Regions from separate parts of the Homo sapiens genome. Here regions 1 and 2 are each linked to region 3. A link is a contact called in ENCODE Hi-C or POLR2A ChIA-PET data. All regions are on one chromosome and are shown on one strand. The core of a region is the stretch at or near the end of the contact, and the rest is flanking DNA. Distances in the headings are between cores, read along the strand shown.

Region 1 (3,309 bases), core at 1-2,500, 350 kb before region 3:
CATGAGTACTCCTCTGCCACGGACAGAGTCCCCCTCCTTCACAGACACTTCGTGCCCACCCGGCTGGCACCAACTGGGGAGCCAGTTCCCTTCTTGAGGACATAAATGGGCTTCCCCTTGCGTGCTGGGCACCTGCCTCCCAGTGGGCACTGGACCCTGGCACCTACCACTAGAGTGAATGGCCGCTTCCAGGACACAATGCCAACCACCCCGGAGAACGCCAGCTGGGGACAGAGTGGGCACAGGCTCAGCCTGGCAGGGGAGGCTCCTGAGTGAGCCCCTCACCACAGGATGCACCCAGCCCTGTAAGGAGGCAGAGGACCAGGAGAGGGAGGAGAGGCAAGCATGTGGACTTGCAGCTGGTGTGGAGGGTGGGGCCCGAGGAGCCTCCCCCACCCAACAACTGTGCACCCAACTCACCGAGAACCCAGCCCAAGACGGGCAGGACCTCTTGATGCTCTCGGTGGTGGTGACGGAAGAGGCCACCATGCTGAAGGTGACCACCAGGATGCCCAGGAGCACTTGGACCAGCCCCAGCGTAAGCAGGGCCTGCAGCCAGGGTCGGTGGAGGCGGAGGTGGGTAAGGCCCCTGGTGCTGGGCCGGCTGGTCAGCGAGCGGCTGGAGTCACTAGGCGAGGGCATCATGCCTGCTGCCCGGTTGCCTGCGCCTCGCTCGGCCCTCCCTGGCACTTGGGAGCATCTCAGAGGCGCCCAAGGCCCCGTCCTTTCTCCTCTCCACCCCACTCGCTCTAGAGCCCACCCCCTGGCTGGGTCCCCTGGGGCATGGCCGAGGGACGCCAGCTGTGGGGGGGGCCAAGCGAGGGGCGTCACGGAGGGACCGCGGAGTGCTCCCTCCCCACCACGGGCACTGGACGGGCACCGTGCCCGGGGCGACGATGAGGACGCGGGGGCACCGGCTCATCGCATCTCCCTAGGGAAGAGGGGCACCGAGAAGGGCCGGTCCAGGAGTGAGGAGGGGGCGGCGGCCTGGAGCCCAGGGAGGGGTGGGGAGGGTAAAAGCGGGAAGGATGGAAATAAGTCTAGAGAAGAGGGGAGGGGTCGGCGTGGGGTGACTCTAGAGGCGCGGTCGGTGTGCCCTCAGGGCGTCCAGTAGGATCCGGGGCCGCCTGGTGGGGAGAGGCCGCGGCGCCGCTGTCTCCTGTGTCGCCTGTCCCGCTCCCCTCCCCACCACGCTCCGCTCCCCGAGCTCCGGCTGCCGCAGGTCGGGGACTAGAGAAGGGGGATGGGAATGGGGATGGTGCGGGAAGGAGGGGCATGGCGGCGAGGGCCGGCGCGGTGCACCCCGGGAGTTGTAGTTCGGGACTGAGACCCTGTCGGGGTTGGGGGATCCCGCGGCAGGGCGAGGCAGTCGGATAAGCGCTCCTCCAGTCCCTGCCTCGCTCTGGACCCTGGCTAGGCTGCTAGTGATCCTTTGGGCCTCCACTTGAGCCCCATCCAGCTTTTCAGGCTCCAGGCCCGCGTATTCCTTGGCGTTCCCGGCAGAGGCGGTGGCTCTTCCCCGTCATTAATGGAGAGGGGTGGGGAGCAGGGCTCCCTGGCGTCTCCGGGTTTCGCGTTTCCGTGGACTTCCCACCTCCTTCCTGCGCCAGCCACTCGGGCTCCACCGCCCCGCCCCTCATATCTCCCAGTTTACACTAAAGCCGGGTCCGACCTTCCCACCTCACTCCACACTCTCCTTTCTCTTTCATAAGGCCTAATTCCCAATGAAGATTCAGGAAACGGGGATGTCAGTTCCAGTTCCACTTTCTTTTTATTTAAATAACCGAAGCAACAGCCGTGGCACAGCAGAGGGAAGCTGGGTTGGGGCGTGTGAGAGGTGGCAGCAGTGTGGCCTGATGGGGGGACTAGGTCACAGTGAACTCCCCACACGCCTGTCAGGTTCAGCAGTCATGGCCATAGGATTGGGAGCACTACGGAGGAGCCATCAGTTAGTGATGTCTCTCCAAGTCCCAGAGACCTTAGGGACGGGAGCTAAGTCAGCTCCCTCAAGTAGCAGGGCCAGGGCATCCCAGTCAGGGGTCACGGGGCCCGGAAGGCATTTTCAGCAGCCCCAGCGGCTGCATTGGCAGCTGCGGTTCGCACCGCAGGGTTGGAGAAGACACCAGCAGCAAATTCTTGCTGGGCCTTCTGAAAGCTGGCACCTGTGCGGCGGTATAAGGAGTGGATCTGCAAGTAGAGGACAAAGACATTACCGCCCATTCCAGCCACTGGTTCCCCACCCCAGCCTAACAGCATCACTACCACTCAGCAGCCTGCTGCCCAGCACACACACTCACACACAGAAACACACACCCCAGAGGTCCATTAGCTGAGAACAACCCAGCAGCCTGACCTGTGCCAGTTGCTCCTGAATGTTCCACCCACGCCCCTGGGGACCCATGATCTCACCATCCCGGCCCCACCTTCGACACAGCCCTCACCCGTTTCAGCATGACAATTCCTAGCACAGCAATGCCAGTGAAGAGCAGGGCGACCAGCAGCATGAGCACGGATACTGCTGTGTTGCCCTTCGGCACCACCAGAGCAGAGATCCAGCCACTGTAAAGGGAAGGATGTACCAGTGAAGAGGGGCTCCTCAGCTTCTCCACTGGTTATGTCACCAGCATCCCCTGTTCCTACCCTTCCCATCAGCAGTGGCTCCCTGTCAATCGAGCAGCATTCCAAGCACCACAATCCCAAACTGTATCTAATCTCTTCATAGTTTAATTCCAGTTTCTGAACCATTAGCCCTGAGCTCTCCAAGCTCTTCCAGGCACTCATCTGGGGATTCTTCTTCCTCCTTTCAACCATGGTTCTATGCCTCCTCCAGGAAGCCACCTTAGATTGGCCAAATGCAGCATTCTTCCCTTCAATCTATATGTGTCAAGAGTGCTGTCTGCGCTCTATCCTGGAAGTATGTCTTGTATCTCATTAAACTAGTACCTCCCAAGGATTAAAACCACATTTCCTTTTTCTGAACAACTCCTATCCCAGCACCCAGTGCTGGCTGGATCTAGAGGGAAAGGTGAGGGTGGATAACAGCCTCACAAACCTGAATCCCCAACCTGGGATACCAATGGCCTGGAGGACAAAGAGCACATCCTGGACGAAGAAAATGAAGAAGAAAACGAAGAAATTGAATGAACTGTCACTCCTACAAAGAGGAAAAAAATGGGGAGGGTGGGAGAAGAATTAGAGCTGAAGGATGGGCAGACGTGGGGCCCATCCCAGGTCTCCATCACTCTCCCACCACTAACACACTTACCGGAAAGCCTTATACATGGGGCGGTACCAGCAGACAAAGGAGCA
Region 2 (3,113 bases), core at 304-2,803, 320 kb after region 3:
CCAGGAGACAGAGGTTGTAGTGAGCCGAGATCACCCCACTACTGCACTTCAGGCTGGTGACAGAGTGAGACTCTATCAAAATAAATAAATAAATAAATAAAACCCTACAGGTTCTAATTAGAGATGACACTATGGGGCTCACTTGATTTACCTGAACTCCTCTGACTTCAGGGAAAAAGCACATATATTAAAAACATGTTATGTTGCTTTAAATGACTATGGAAATACAGCTTAAGCTGAACTAAGTGAACAAGGACAAGACAAGGTATTTGGTCCATAAATGTAATCAGCCCAATCAAAAACGCCTCGTAAATATGTATTTGTAACAAAATGTGTTCTGGAACATTCCAAAACTAAATGATCTCTCAACTACTATATCCATTTATCCTTTACTAACACAAATTATTATGCGATTACAGGATTACAAACAACTTTTTTTTTTTTTTTTTGAGACGGAGTCTCATTGGGTCGCCCAGGCTAGAGTGCACTGGCACAATCTCGGCTCACTGCAACCTCCGCCTCCCGGGTTCAAGCAGTTCTGCCTCAGCCTCCTGAGTAGCTGATTACAGGCGCGTGCCACCATGCCCGACTAATTTTTGTATTTTCAGTAGAGACGGGGTTTCACCATGTTGGTCAGGCTGGTCTCAAACTCCTGACCTTGTGATCCACCCGCCTCGGCCTCCCAAAGTGCTGGGATTACAGGCGTAAGCCACCGCGCCCGGCAAAACAACTATTAAATTCGCAATTAGTGGAGACCCTTCAACTTCAAATACCTTCTCAGAAGCATTCTGAGTTGGTTTCAGCTTCCCTTTTGCCATGAGCATGGCATTAATCTTGGCAGCCACAGCAGCAGCAGCATCCAAGGCTCCTGAAGGAGCAGCTGTGGTGCCCCCAGGACTTCCCCCACTGCTGGTGACCTCCCCACCTGGGGCCGCTGGCGGGAGGAAGAGAAGTGGGGCTGGAGCTGGTTGGTCCCATTTGCTGCGGCGCCTACATGGAGAAAAAGGAAAACATTAGGCCCCAAAGCTTTCGTGTATGTTATTCTTTCCTTACTACGCCTTAGCACCCCATTTTCCCTCTATTATATTCCATTTACACCTCCGAATCACCTTCCAAATCTAAAACTCCCCTCTCCTTAAACAATTATTGCTTATTTAACAAACCCCCACTTTCAACCCTTCCCCAAAATCTTTCGTTTCTACTGTCACCTATATCGAAAGACTCCACTCTATCCTACACGCTCTAGTTTACGCCTTCCCCTTGGCTCGCCCTTCCAAAAGTCCCCGTTTGCCTCCTCCCTCGGATCCCCGCCGGCCCTTTAAGGGCCCCAGGCCTGCTCAAGATCCTTCTCCCCAAACGTCCAGCCCTTTACTTCCCACTTAAGGACCCTTCCACCCTATACGCAGCTTCTCAGGGTCCCTCCGCCTCTCCTGCGCCCCAGTGCTCGCTCCGATGCCCTCGCCCCTGAAGCCGTACCCGCCAGCTCCAGGATGTGTCGCGCTCCCCGCGGACATGGCGACCGCTTCTACTCAACCACCCGCCAACTATCCGACTACCACCTCTCGTCACTTCCGCCCCCAACGTTCTTACGCACAGCCTCTTCCGGTCGTGGGGCCGAGCGGTTCCGGTGAAAATGTCGATTCCGATTGGACTCTCGATGATTTAAAGGCATCTGGCGTTTCTGAGGCAGGTAGGGTGTGATCTTCCGGGTTGCGCCTTAACCTTAAGAAAGATGGCTGCTGTGCCTACTATAAATGCGGAATCGGGGCTAGCTGAATCCATCTTTATCGTGGGCATGTTGTTAGACTAGAAGACAATATGCATGAGTCAGGAGATTAAACAGGTTTCTCCTCAAATTCCGCTACGTTTGTGTTGAGTCCTAGTTTCTGTCTGGGGAGACAGCCTTCCCGCGGCTTTTGCCCGTTTCACGTTTCTGTTACTTAGGAAAAGGAAAAGGATTCGTTGCAAAGATCATTTGGAGAATTTCTCTGTTTGTTTGCTTCATTTCTGTGCACCAAGCAGGGAATATAAAAATAAAAAGATGAATAAGCCGCAGGCCCTGCCATTCTGGTACTCTCAATGTGGCAAGGCAGGTACGCAGGCAAATATGTATGATAGAGTTGTATATTAAGCAAAGGTCGAAGAAGATAAGCTGCTCATCTTGCTGGAGCGTTTAAGAATGGGACGCTAAAAAGCCGGTTGAGTACTGGAGAGGCGATCAAGCATAGGTTATGGAGCACCCTGTTCTGGCATCTGTGTACTTAACGGTTGAGCTGGCTGGAGTGGGAGGCCAGAAGATGAAAGGCCTTGAATGCTATGCTGAGGAGTTTGAGTTGATTCTGTAGGCTAAAGGTTTCTTTTTTTTTTTTTTTTTTTTTTTTGAGACAGTTTCGCTCCGTCACCCAGGCTGAAGTGCAATGACGCGATCTCGGCTAACCACTCTCCGCCTCCCGGGTTCAAACGATTCTCCTGCCTTAGCCTCCCAAGTAGCTGGGATCACAGGTGCCCGCCACCACGCCCAGCTAATTTTTTGTTGTTGTTGTTTTGTATTTTTAGTAGAGACACAGTTTAGCCATGTTGGCCAGCCTGGTCTCAAACTCCTGACCTCAGGTGATCCACCCGCCTCGGCCTCCCGAAGTGGTAGGATTACAGGCGTGAGCCACCGCGCCCTGCCGAGGCTAAAGGTTTCTAACCTTTAGGATGTCTTGGAGCTTCAATGAGTCTCCTGATCCTCCCACCTCAGCCTCTGAAGTAGCTGGGACTACAAGCACGGGCCACCACACCTGGCTTTTTTTTTTTTTTTTTAAGAGACCGGGGTGGTAGGGGGTGCGGGGGTGGGGGGTGTCTTACTATTTTGCCTAGGCTGGTCTCAAACTCCTGGGCTCAACCGATCCTACCACCTCGGCCTCCCCAAAGTGCCCCTTTTCCTCTTCTCCCCAAAACACAATGCTGTTGGGATTCTGATTGAAATTACATTATTTATTATATTTGTCATTTTAAAAAATTTGTGATGTAACTCCTATGCCATAAATTTACCCTTTTTAAAGAGTAAATTTAAGTGCACAATTCAGTGTTTTTTAGTGTGTCCACAAGATTGTGCCACAATCATCATT
Region 3 (3,198 bases), core at 20-2,519:
GAGCAGCTGGGAGTACAAGGGCCCGCCACCACGCCCGGCTACATGTTTTGTATTTTTAGTAGAGACCGGGGTTTCATCATGTTAGCCAGGCTGGTCTCAACCTCCTGACCTCAGTTGATCCTCCTGCCTCGGCCTCCCAAAGTGTTGGGATTACAGGCGTAAACTACCGCACCCGGCCCTTGCCTTGTTTCTAAATACACACAAGAATGTTAATCATAGCACCTAATAGCCCAAAAATTGGAAACAATCCCAAAAGCTATTATCAGCAGTATATATATATATATATATATATATATTTTTTTTTTTTTTTTTTTTGAGACAGAGTCTCGCTCTGTCGCCCAGGATGGAGTGCATTGGCGTGATCTCGGCTCACTGCAAGCTCCGCCTCCCGGGTTCACGCCATTCGCCTGCCTCAGCCTCCCGAGTAGCTGGGACTACAGGCGCCCGCCACCACGCCCAGCTAATTTTTTTTTGTATTTTTAGTAGAGATGGGGTTTCACCGTGTTAGCCAGGATGGTCTCGATCTCTTGACCTCGTGATCTGCCCGCCTCAGCCTCCCAAAGTGCTGGGATTACAGGCGTGAACCACCGCGCCCAGCCTATTCTTTCTTTAGAATAGATCAGTGGTGGCGTATTCATACAATGGACTATTCCGCAGTGATGAAAATGAATTATAGATATTTGCAAAAATATGAATTACATAAACCATATTGAGCAAAAGACGCCAACAGATACATACTCTCTTTACATAAGGTGTTAGATACACAGAGATAGATAAATACGTGTAAATGATAGAGATATGATAGCTAAGCCAGTCCACAGGTTATTAGTCGTGGTCCACGTGACTTCTGAAGAGATGAAGGGGCATGGGAGGCTTTAGGGGAGCTTCCGCTTTTCTGGCAAGGTTTTCTTTTTGCCCGGGGAGCTATCAGCCAGCGGAGAGATCTGTGAGAAGGGATAAGACCTCAAGACAAGTAGGAAGCAGAGCCTTCCACGGCCCGCGCCCTGGCGGCCCCAAGTCAGCGGCGGAGACGGCGCCCACCCCGCTCCAACGTGGAGCAGGAGCAACGGCGTGGCCCGTGGAGCCCCGCCCCTCACAGGCAACCACAGAGAAGCCGGACTGGGCCACGTCTAGGAAGAGGTAGGAAGGGATCGGCGCATCGTTTCTCCAATGGGAAAGGATGTGTTTGCGGGCCAATAAGTAGCCGAGAATAACACCCGCCCACGCGCCTGCCAAGCCAATCGGCTAGGAGCAGCGAGCGGCGCGGCTGAGGCGCGGCGGCCCCGTGGAGCAGCGCAGTATGGCGGGCGGGGCCCGGGAGGTGCTCACACTGCAGTTGGGACATTTTGCCGGTTTCGTGGGCGCGCACTGGTGGAACCAGCAGGTGAGGTCAGCCGGCAGCTGCCCCCGAGGAGCCCTTCGGGATCTACAGTCCCGACGTTCAGCCGGCCTGCCTCGTCCTCTCTGCTTCCCCAGGATGCTGCGCTGGGCCGAGCGACCGATTCCAAGGAGCCCCCGGGAGAGCTGTGCCCCGACGTCCTGTATCGTACGGGCCGGACGCTGCACGGCCAGGAGACCTACACGCCGCGACTCATCCTCATGGATCTGAAGGGTGAGGTGGTGGCAGAGTTAGCCGATGCCCCTTATTTCCCTTCCGCGTGCCTAGTCCTTGCGCTGCCGTTATCTTCAAGACCCTCCCACCTTACCGAGCTCCAGGACCGGAGATGAGGAGCTGAGCACAACATGCCAACACTCGAGGGGCCCACGACAGTTGCTCAAGAGCCATTTCGGGAATAGGCTGCTAGGCCCTGGAGACAGTGAGGACTTGAACTGCAGCACTCCTGTCAGACCCCTGGATGTGGTTCCCCCCGCGTCCCACAGCTAATGACTAAGCTGGGAACCGAAAGATGGAATCTAGATTCTCCTAAGCCAAGGTTTTTCCCCCAACTAGTGTATATCCCAGAAAGCTTGGAAGAGCCAAGTGCTGGAGAGATGGTGACAGCAGGTTGTCAGGTGATCAGAGGAAGGTTAGCTAGAGGGGAAGGGTGCCCAGGCTTTGACCTAACATTGTCTCTGTTATTTCTGTACAGGTAGTTTGAGCTCCCTAAAAGAGGAAGGTGGACTCTACAGGGACAAACAGTTGGATGCTGCAATAGCATGGTGTGTAACTGATGTATGGATAAGGGTGGGGATCGTGTATGTACGCAGAACGCTGGATAACTCTGATCAGAGTGCAGTTTCTTTGATCAATCTCCAAACTCTTTCAGGCAGGGGAAGCTCACCACACACAAAGAGGAACTCTATCCCAAGAACCCTTATCTCCAAGACTTTCTGAGTGCAGAGGTGAGGGCCTCTGTCCTGAACTTTTTAACCCGGTGCCACAACCCGAGGGTCTCCATAGGGGCAGGTAAACGGGGATTTTAATCATTTTAAGTGTCTTAGAATGATATTTTGGGAAAAAGCACTCCTTTTCCTAAGGACTGCGACTCGGTGAACAGAAAGGAGGCTATGCGGTGTGGCCAGCCAACTCAAGGAGGACGAAGCAACCTTTGCCTCTAAACTGCCTGGAACTAAATGTCGATTTTTCTGACCCCTCCCAGGGAGTGCTGAGTAGTGATGGTGTCTGGAGGGTCAAATCCATTCCCAATGGCAAAGGTGAGACTTCTCCAGATACTGATGGATGGGGGCTTGGGTAGAGCAGAAACATGGAGAAAGGTACATTTCCTCTGCTTGTCTTCAGGTTCCTCACCACTCCCCACCGCTACAACTCCAAAACCACTTATCCCTACAGAGGCCAGCATCAGGGTCTGGTCAGACTTCCTCAGAGTCCATCTCCATCCCCGGAGCATCTGTATGATTCAGAAGTACAACCACGATGGGTATGGGGACCCCAGAGGCTTTGAGGCAAGAAACATGGGTCCCCACCAATGCAGGATGAGGCTCTTGAGGCCATCTTCCCTGCCCTTCCCCAGGACAAGAGGCTGAGGAGTTGAGGGAAGAGATGTAAGTCTTGGATCATGTTTACTTGTGGCAGGGAAGCAGGTCGGCTGGAGGCTTTTGGCCAAGGGGAAAGTGTCCTAAAGGAACCCAAGTACCAGGAAGAGCTGGAGGACAGGCTGCATTTCTACGTGGAGGAATGTGACTACTTGCAGGTAGTGGCGTGGCAATGTGCACTCCAGGGTGGAAGCTCTTCTCATC

The links. A loop is a pair of places that touch in the nucleus more often than their neighbours do. ChIA-PET counts read pairs that join two places held with the same protein, here RNA polymerase II (POLR2A). Pooled maps may share reads with other maps.
Region 1: a loop to region 3 is called in a pooled map, with 5 times the contacts of the local background. The contact joins the promoter of ENTREP3 here to the promoter of MSTO1 in region 3. A Hi-C loop is called at or near these places in 2 of 37 single-sample maps with no recorded cell type and 9 of 50 pooled maps. POLR2A ChIA-PET finds 5 or more read pairs at or near these places in 5 of 52 experiments (PC-3, Panc1, activated naive CD4-positive, alpha-beta T cell and 2 more).
Region 2: a pooled map shows a loop between it and region 3 (15-fold over the local background). The contact joins the promoter of KHDC4 here to the promoter of MSTO1 in region 3. A Hi-C loop is called at or near these places in 6 of 50 pooled maps. POLR2A ChIA-PET finds 5 or more read pairs at or near these places in 4 of 52 experiments (A549, CD8-positive, alpha-beta T cell, WTC11 and 1 more).

Annotation. Positions count from the first base shown.
Region 1 is chr1:155,254,233-155,257,541 of GRCh38, forward strand. It overlaps ENTREP3 (endosomal transmembrane epsin interactor 3), which reads right to left and starts at 1,251. Exons shown (of 12, transcript NM_006589.3): 1 at 421-1,251; 2 at 168-224. The coding sequence starts at 645. SCAMP3 (secretory carrier membrane protein 3) reads right to left here. Exons shown (of 9, transcript NM_005698.4): 6 at 3,266-3,309; 7 at 3,053-3,154; 8 at 2,442-2,559; 9 at 1,749-2,187. The coding sequence ends at 2,041.
Region 2 is chr1:155,932,860-155,935,972 of GRCh38, forward strand. KHDC4 (KH domain containing 4, pre-mRNA splicing factor) reads right to left here and starts at 1,554. Exons shown (of 14, transcript NM_014949.4): 1 at 1,477-1,554; 2 at 774-990. The coding sequence starts at 1,514. It overlaps LOC107985207 (a long non-coding RNA gene), which reads left to right and starts at 1,609. Exons shown (of 2, transcript XR_001738244.2): 1 at 1,609-1,690; 2 at 2,389-3,113. RefSeq lists enhancers at 1,060-2,259, 1,115-1,681, 1,221-1,530, 1,631-1,790.
Region 3 is chr1:155,608,949-155,612,146 of GRCh38, forward strand. MSTO1 (misato mitochondrial distribution and morphology regulator 1) reads left to right here and starts at 1,270. Exons shown (of 14, transcript NM_018116.4): 1 at 1,270-1,384; 2 at 1,477-1,612; 3 at 2,091-2,160; 4 at 2,268-2,343; 5 at 2,601-2,655; 6 at 2,741-2,879; 7 at 3,035-3,152. The coding sequence starts at 1,301. LOC105371452 (a long non-coding RNA gene) reads right to left here. Exons shown (of 2, transcript XR_922171.2): 2 at 661-944. RefSeq lists enhancers at 257-1,131, 1,132-2,006.